Regions from separate parts of the Homo sapiens genome. Here regions 1 and 3 are each linked to region 2. Evidence: chromatin contacts called from ENCODE Hi-C or POLR2A ChIA-PET data. All regions are on one chromosome and are shown on one strand. The core of a region is the stretch at or near the end of the contact, and the rest is flanking DNA. Distances in the headings are between cores, read along the strand shown. Region 1 has its middle 23 kb from the start of RUFY4. Region 2 holds the start of SMARCAL1-AS1 (SMARCAL1 antisense RNA 1). Region 3 holds the start of CTDSP1 (CTD small phosphatase 1).

Evidence for each region. A loop is a pair of places that touch in the nucleus more often than their neighbours do. ChIA-PET counts read pairs that join two places held with the same protein, here RNA polymerase II (POLR2A). Pooled maps may share reads with other maps.
Region 1: a loop to region 2 is called in a pooled map, with 4 times the contacts of the local background. The contact joins the enhancer-like site here to the promoter of SMARCAL1-AS1 in region 2. A Hi-C loop is called at or near these places in 2 of 50 pooled maps. POLR2A ChIA-PET finds 5 or more read pairs at or near these places in 2 of 52 experiments (WTC11 and naive thymus-derived CD4-positive, alpha-beta T cell).
Region 3: a loop to region 2 is called in a map of gastrocnemius medialis, with 8 times the contacts of the local background. The contact joins the promoter of CTDSP1 here to the promoter of SMARCAL1-AS1 in region 2. A Hi-C loop is called at or near these places in 1 of 168 maps with a recorded cell type or tissue (gastrocnemius medialis) and 9 of 50 pooled maps. POLR2A ChIA-PET finds 5 or more read pairs at or near these places in 1 of 52 experiments (A549).

The regions. Positions count from the first base shown.
Region 1 is chr2:218,045,030-218,047,744 of GRCh38, forward strand. It overlaps a transcript of RUFY4 not described here. Among named protein-coding and RNA genes, the nearest start is that of RUFY4, 23 kb to the right of the region's middle. RefSeq lists an enhancer at 469-970. Within about 2 kb of position 1,447, at least 2 of the 41 ENCODE cell types and tissues checked have a DNase peak (open chromatin) inside an H3K27ac peak, as active enhancers do.
Region 2 is chr2:216,410,863-216,413,753 of GRCh38, forward strand. SMARCAL1-AS1 (SMARCAL1 antisense RNA 1) reads right to left here and starts at 1,638. Exons shown (of 5, transcript XR_001739881.1): 1 at 1,563-1,638. SMARCAL1 (SNF2 related chromatin remodeling annealing helicase 1) reads left to right here and starts at 1,622. Exons shown (of 18, transcript NM_014140.4): 1 at 1,622-1,786. RefSeq lists enhancers at 1,384-1,678, 1,422-1,511, 1,642-1,731.
Region 3 is chr2:218,398,562-218,401,261 of GRCh38, forward strand. CTDSP1 (CTD small phosphatase 1) reads left to right here and starts at 1,307. Exons shown (of 7, transcript NM_021198.3): 1 at 1,307-1,596. The coding sequence starts at 1,530. RefSeq lists silencers at 1-224, 915-1,284, 1,355-1,434, 1,595-1,754.

The DNA.
Region 1 (2,715 bases), core at 197-2,696, 1.6 Mb after region 2:
CACATTGGTTGAACTAATTTACACTCCCACTAACAGTGTATAAGTGTTCCTTTTTCTCCCCAACCTGGCCAGCATCTGTTGTTTTTTGACTTTTTAATAGTAGCCATTCTGACTGGTGCCAAGTGGTATCTTATTTTTTGTGGTTTTGGTTTGCATTTCTCTAATGATCATTGATGTTGAGCTTTTTTCATATGATATTTGACTGCATGAGAAATCTCAGATTAGACTTTTTAAAACTTCTCTAGACAAGAAGTCAAGCAAAGAACTTGCCCATTTATGTCCTATTACAAGCAGAGTATATTTTTATTGAACCAGTGCAAATACCCATATTGCATATAAGAATATTTAAGAAGAGTTTCCAAATCCTGGAACCATCAGGTAGGAAGAAAAAGATAAATGTTCCCTTTCTATTTACAAAGTACATTTTATCAAATTAATGTAAGTTATTGACAGCTCATAAAAAAGAAAAAAAATTTCCCTAAATCTAGAAAACAATACATTAAAAAAACCAACGTTTTAACAAAAAGTAATAAAATGAATAATCATTCTCATCAGTTAATTTAGCCTCATCTAATTAACTCTTTTGTTTTGTTTGATATTTTGTTAATAGTTTCATGAAACTATCAGTTTTCTCTTAGAGTTTTGGAACTTCTTACCCAGTCCAATAGCATAATCTTAGTTATCAGACACCTGTACTTACCAGTCTTTTTTCTCCTTCTTTTTTAAAAATTGGCAAATATGTACATAATAATGATACATATTTATGGGGTACATAGTGATTTTTTTTTTTTTTGAGGCGGAGTCTCGCTCTGTTGCCCAGGCTGGAGTGCAGTGGCGCAATCTCGGCTCACTGCAAGCTCCGCCTCCGGGGTTCGCGCCATTCTCCTGCCTCAGCCTCCCGAGTAGCTGGGACTACAGGCTCCCGCCATGGCGCCCGGCTAATTTTTTTTGTATTTTTAGTAGAGACAGGGTTTCATCGTGTTAGCCAGATGTTCTAGATCTCCTGACCTCGTGATCCGCCCGCCTCGGCCTCCCAAAGTGCTGGGATTACAGGCGTGAGCCACCGAGCCCAGCCCATAGTGATGTTTTGATGTATATAATGTATAGTGATCAGATCAGGGTAATTAGCACATCCATCATCTCAAGTATTTGTCATTTGCTTGTGTTGGGAATATTCAATATCCTCTCTTCTAGCTATTTGTAAATATATACTATTGTTAACTATAGTCATTGGACAGTGCTAGAGACACTAGAATTTATTCCTCCTGTCTAATTGTGTATCCTGTAATTGTATAGGGAGAGTGTAGTCTCTCACTACTCCCCCTGCCACCTGCCCTTCCCAGCCTCTAGTAACCTCTCTTCTACTTTTCACTTCTATGAGTTCAACTTTTTTTAGCTTCCACATACGCGTGAGACAGTGCAGTGCTTAACTTTCGGTTCCTGTCTTATTTCACTTAATGTAACGTTCTCCAGTTCCATCCATGTTGCTGAAGCAATCATTTTCTATGAATATCTTGCAATGCTGTGTCATAGCTGCTTTCAAAATCTTTCAGGAAGAAAATTTGGTTAGTCTTAAAAATACAGCATTATAAGACAATCATTAGTTTTATAACTGATAACATTATACCAGGAAATATGAGACGTCTAGGAATTTTATACAATTTCTAGAACACTCATCAATGACAAATATAACTTAGAGAAAGTTCAGCATCACTTATTATTTGGCAGTGCCTCTCATGCAATTTAACACATCAAATAAGTCTAATTAGTTTAACTTCCCTCTTGTTACAAGGAGATAAAATTAATTCTTTTGACATATTTCAGGGACCCTTCTGGAAACTCTCAATGTTAATTTGAGGTCCAAAAGACTTGATTTAGAATGTGATTTTGGGGAGCTGTCAAAAATGTCAAAAGGTTTAAAACACTTGATTAAATAGGTACACAGGTCACTGTGAAACAATACCAAAGTGACAATGATTTCAAAGGCAAACACAAAAAGTTTCATTGTGGTTAAAAAAAAAAAAAAAAAAAGTTTAGCTCTTTTAGTATTGAAAAGATTACACTTTTCTTCAATAATAAAAGGCTTTTAAAAAGACAACATGAAGTACAAAAAGTTACCTTGATTAAACACAAAATCTGTGTTTCTAGGCCAATTATTTAACAGATAAGGAAAAAAAACCTTTCACATTCACAGGGAGACCAATACTCCAAGAAAATGTGTCCTTTTAACAGAGAGAAAACCTAATTCTAACTTTGCACCAGTACATCACCGAGTTTTTTTAACTTACAAGTAAAATCTATCTAATGTTTGTACTATGACCACAAATAAAGTTCTTCTTTCATAGACCTTCTGCAACTTTCTGTATCTATTCATTTTTTTTTGTCTTAGTCTTTTTCTCCTTTTTTATTCCGGATCAATAAGTCATCTTGCTTTAAGACAAAATTACTCTCTTTTTCTCTTAAGGAAAACACGTACATTTTATACTTTTCCTTATTAAAAATACATCTCACTTTTAAAATACATTTTTCACATACATATTTGTGTACAGTTGTTTTCATTCATCCTTTGTTTTTAGTAGTTTTAATTACATGTATTAATTAAAATTCTTTACCCTTAGTAGCCTTAATATCTAGCGAAAATTAGGATGTACGTGGTTTCATTGGCCTAAATCCTATTTCCCCATAGCACAGGATATGCTTACCAGTGCACCCAAT
Region 2 (2,891 bases), core at 388-2,887:
TTACCTGTTCTGGGATTTCACAGTTCACTAAGCACTTCCCCTCATAATACCTTGCTTTGATTCTAATAACAAGATTTACCAAGGTGGTATTGTTTTCTACATTTACTTTACAGATGAGAAAATGGAGGCACAATCACTGGGTATGTCAGGTCAATAAAAGGGGTAGAGCTGAGATTTGAATACTTTCTACTACTAAACCTCACACAGATCCCCTAAGACAGGCAATGTCTTTGTCATTTAAGACAAATGGGCTGGGCGCAGTGGCTCACACCTGTAATCCCAGCACTTTGGGAGGCTGAGGCAGGTGGATCACTTGAGGTCAGGAGTTTGAGACCAGCCTGGCCAACATGGTAAAACTCTGTCTCTACTAAAATTACTAAAATCAGCCAGGCATGGCGGCATGCACCCATAATCCCAGCTATTTGGGAGGCTGAGGCAGGAGAATCATTTGAACCCAGGAGTCAGAGGCTGAAGTGAGCCAAGATTACACCACCACACTCAGTCTAGGCAACAGAGTGAGACTCTGTCTCAAAAAAAAAAAAAAAAAAAAAAAAAAAAAAAAAAAGGAAGGAAGGAAGAAGGGAGATTATTTATTGTTTCAAAAGTCACACAAATTCTACATTATTATTTTAGAAAATTCAAATCATTCTGAAAAATAGAGATTAAAAAGCTGAAAAGTGTATTTCATGCCACTCTGCTCCTGAACAGTTTGGTGACTTTTTAAGTTTCCTTCCCAGACCTTTATGAGTTTACATACATGTACAGGTAAGGATGAAAAAAAAAAAAATCAAACTACACACATTGCTGTGCTTCCTTTTTCTTAGCATGTCTGGTCCATTTTTTCAAATCCTTTAGTAGACTTGTTTGTTTTTAAATGAGCCATGTTTGAAAATAGAACAATAGCAACATTCATATGCACACTGATAGAGAAATGTTATATTTATCACCAATGGTGCTCAGGATGGCTCAGGATGTTGGTGCTCAGGATGGGGTAAAGTGACTCTTTAAGTCTCATGACTAATCTTCTCTCAAGAGGAGGGGCTATGGAATCAGAATCACAAGCTAGCTTAATAAAGCCTTGAGAAATATTATCAAATAGCTGTCTTAGTTTCCCCCTCTGTAAAAGGGGGACAAGAATGTGTTCCATAGGTTGTAGTGCGGTTAAATGAGGTAACTCATATTTATGCTAAACACAATGACTGATGACTACAATGATGACGATGATGGCAGCCGGGCGCAGCGGGTGGGGCTTAAATGGCAAGTATAGCAATACCAGGAATGGATGCCCCGGGGAGATACTTTTTATTAAGAGCTGCCAAGTTAGTATGGCTGTCTGGGATGTCCTCTGGAGACAGCCGACTCCGGGTTTGGAAACCTCAACGTCCTAGGCTTTCAGGACCTAGTGTTTGGCTAAACCTCTGGAGAACTACAACTTCCAGGGTGCACCACTTTCGCCCCGCCCATGACGTTGCAGCTCCCGTTTCTCGCCAGGCTCCCGGCCCGAACTACAAATCCCAGAAGACACTGCAGCCCCGCTCGCGTTCTCGTCTCATCATTCTTACTTTTGGAAGCGAAACTGCGGCCGCGTTGCCTGCTGGGAAATGTAGTTCAGCGGTGGCCTAGCCCTTCAGGCCTGGCCGCTACAATAAGGCTGGCGAACTCGCAGCGCTTGAATACCCGTGGCCTAACCGTCCACTCGGAAGACCGGTCCCGCTCGGGAGGCTCTGCAGTCGCGCCTGGGGTCAGGGCCGGGGGCGAATGTGGCTCGCGTTCTAGGCCTCCCTGGGTGAGAAAGTGGTAGACTGGCAGGAAGGCGGCGGAGGCGGACGAGACCAATGCCAGCCTGGAGGAGGAAGTGGGCCAATGGGAAGGGTGAATCCAAGTGGAGATCGTAGGGGTGGGAGTGGGGCGTGGCGCCCGCTTACCTTGAGGCTGGGTGAGGCTCGCCCCGAAATGCGGGGCGTGGGGGGCGGGGGGCAGAGGTCCCTGCCTAGAGGGGAAGAGGGGCGTCCATGTGGCGGAATGGATTTATGGTTTGGGGCTGATCAGTGGGTCTTATGGCCGAGTCTCTCTGGTTAGTGGAGACAGCTTACCAGGCCTGGGATCTGGGGAGTTTGGAGGTGCAGGAGATCCCTGGTTGGAAACTTAGGCAGGAGTGTGTTACCCAGAGAGACTGAGGGCTTCTGCTGTGCACCTCCAAAACCTTTTCCTAACCTCTTCACCCCTTCCTAACTGCTAATGGTTGGAGAAGGTGGAAGTTCTCTGGGGATAGATACTTCGTGGTGGGGGAGGGGGGAGGGGGGTTGGGTTCTGGCCAAAGGGAGCCCCAGCAGGGAAGGAAGGCTTTGAACCCTATAGCTGCCCAGAGGCCTAAGCAATGCTACTGGAGTACCCCTACATCATCATTGTAACCGTTACACAGCATTACATTAGATGCAGCCTATTTAGTCTGAACCAAGCCAGACAAATTGGTGTGTCCTGCCCGCTGCTTCTAAAATATTGTAAACATGTCTCAGCTCATAGGAAAATAAATGTTCCGGGTAAATTCATGGAAAAAAATAATCAGGGTGCAATATGGAATGTTTACAATGATCCTACTTTATAATAAATTCTTATATCTCCTAAATATGTGCCATTTTGTTATGGATGAAAAAAAATCCGAACTATATACTCTAAATTATTAATTTCAACTGTGGTTATTGATGGCTGGTAAGATTACAGAGTAATTTTATTCTTTTTTGTTTACATCTTTATGTAGCATCTTAATTTGCACAGTGAACACATAATTTTTTTTTTTCTGCTCCTTATTTTCCCAGGAGAGTCAGTCAGTTGCTCCGTGTGTTGTGTTGGAAGTCAGGTCCTAAGGCCAGCTGCTCTGGCTTGCACTGAGC
Region 3 (2,700 bases), core at 57-2,556, 2.0 Mb after region 2:
CCCCTCCCTTCCCCTCCCGGCCCCCGCGCGGGGCCTCCCCTCCCCGGCTCCCCCTCGGCAGGGCCTGGCGGACGTGCGCCGCGTCGCACCCGGCGGCCGGACGGGACAGGACGCGCCCGCCCCGCCCCGCCACGGAGGCCCGCGGGAGAGGGGGAGGGGAGGAAGTGCCGAGGGGTGTTTGTCGGGCTTGGCATTATTAATTTTTAAATGGTGAACTTACAAAATAGTAACGACGAGTGAAAAGAACTTCATAAACGAGGAAAAAGACCAACCCGCAGACCCACGGCGCGCACCACGGAGGGGCTTGCAGCGAGAAGACAGGGACCTCCGTTCCCAAGTGCCCAGCACTGCGCCACAGGCCGGGTGGAACGGGCCTTGAGGGCCTCTGGTTTGAGGTCCCCCACGGTCGGGCTTTGGGCCCACCGCGTGCGGCGCCGTGCTGGGCTCCTAGGATCGGCAGCGAGTCCAGTGACTCCCACCGCACCCCCAGTAATCACAGGGCGGCCGTCGACCGCGGGCAGGGGAGGGGGTCTGGGAAGGCCCCTGGAGAAGGTGGCATTTCCTCGAGGTCGGTGGAATTTGGCTACGCGAAAGGAACAGCGCGTACGAAAACTTCAGGCGGGAACGCGCGGTGGCCCGTGCGCGGCGGGTAGACGTGCGGGGCCCCGGGTGGGGCCGTGGGGAGAGGTCGGCAGGGGGCTTTCCCAGGGCAGAGAGTTAGAATTTCACGTCCTACAGACCGGGGGCACCTCGCCCTGGGGCTGCGGGGGGCGGCGACCGTCCCATTCAAGAGCGTGATTCTGAGGTTTGCACAGCTGTTTCGGGCCAGCAGAGCCTTCGCTGGCTCTTGACGTCCTTGCGAGGTGATCTCTGCGACCACCAGACAGGAGAGAAGACCCATTTTACAGATGAGGTAGTGCTATCTCCAAGTCCTCAACGAGGAAACCGAGAAGCCTCTAGTCCCGGGTCTTCAGAAAACGCAGAGGTGGAGCCGCGCCGCACTCGGGCACTCCCCGGCGTGGGCGCTCCCGGCGGGCGGGCCTTGGCCGAGGGCGCTCGGCGGCCTGGAACGGTGAGCCGGGTGCCGGGCCTGCCACGCAGCCGCAGAGACTCAGCCCCGCCGGCGGGCGGCAGGAAGGGAGGCGACGCCCCCTGGAGCGCGGCAGGAACCCGGCCCGGCCCGCCTCCCAGTCCGCCTAGCCGCGCCGGTCCCAGAAGTGGCGAAAGCCGCAGCCGAGTCCAGGTCACGCCGAAGCCGTTGCCCTTTTAAGGGGGAGCCTTGAAACGGCGCCTGGGTTCCATGTTTGCATCCGCCTCGCGGGAAGGAAACTCCATGTTGTAACAAAGTTTCCTCCGCGCCCCCTCCCTCCCCCTCCCCCCTAGAACCTGGCTCCCCTCCCCTCCGGAGCTCGCGGGGATCCCTCCCTCCCACCCCTCCCCTCCCCCCCGCGCCCCGATTCCGGCCCCAGCCGGGGGGGAGGCCGGGCGCCCGGGCCAGAGTCCGGCCGGAGCGGAGCGCGCCCGGCCCCATGGACAGCTCGGCCGTCATTACTCAGATCAGCAAGGAGGAGGCTCGGGGCCCGCTGCGGGGCAAAGGTACCGGGGCTGCGGGGAGGGGGCCGAAGCCGGGGCGCCGTGGGAGGAGAGAAGGGGCCGGGATCTTCCCCAGGGGAGCCGCCGCCGCCGCCCCGGGCGGCCGCCTTAGCTGTGCCCGAAGCTCCCAGCCCGAGAGGGAGCAGGGAGAGAGTTTGAACTCAGAGGAGGCTCAGAGACGCGGGGCGGGGCCTGGCGCCTTTGGGGCGCTCCTGTTCGCTCGAGGTGAGGAAACTGAGGCAGGAATAGAGAGGGAACTCTTCGGGGGTTTCCTGGCAGGCATTGCGTGGTGCATGGGCGCCCCCCCACCATTGGCGCCAATGGGGCTGGGAGATGGGGGAGCTGAGGAGGGCGCCTATGGGCCACCCGCTGAGACTCCGCCCCACCCCCCACCCCCACCCCCCCGGGCTGCGGTCCGGTAGGGTCTTGGGAGGGGGCGCCGAGGTGACAGCAGGCTGGGGAGGCTTGGAGGGATCTCCCGCCAACACACAGCTACGTTCCCCACAAACTTCGCGTCACGCGTGGAGGCGCCGACCCCCTCGGAGGCACAGAGAGGACGGCCGGCACTTCCAAGAGTCGCTTGGCGCCCGCGGGGAGAGTCGTGCGCCTAGTGGGCACGCACCACCCCGCAAAGCCTCGCCGCCCCGACGAGGCTGCGTCCCCCAGCGTGGCTGGGCCGGGGTGGGGGGGTCTGTCTTCTCCTTTTCCCCGTGTGGACCTCAGGATCTGGACGCTGCCCCCAGGTCTGCCCACCCTCGCCTGGGTCTGGCTGCCCCGGAACTGAGGGCAAGGTGGAAAGGCTAGTTGCAGGGGGCCGGAGGGGGGTGGGGTGGGAGGGGTATCTGTCAATCAGGCTGCTGGGCTCCAGGTCGGAGGTCTGGGCGGGGCAGGGCAAACAGATGGCCACTGGACACTGGCCCCAGGCCGCGGGACTGCACCCCTGCCTCTGGGCCCAGCCGCAGTGAGGACTTCGTACCCACGGGGGTGGAGAGGATGGAGGGAGGGCAGGGGTGGACTGCCCTGGGTCCCAGGCCCTGGCTGTCCTGAGCAGGGGTGCTCAGGTAAGGTGGGGTCAGGAGGCACCGCAATGGGGCTGATCAGCAGCAG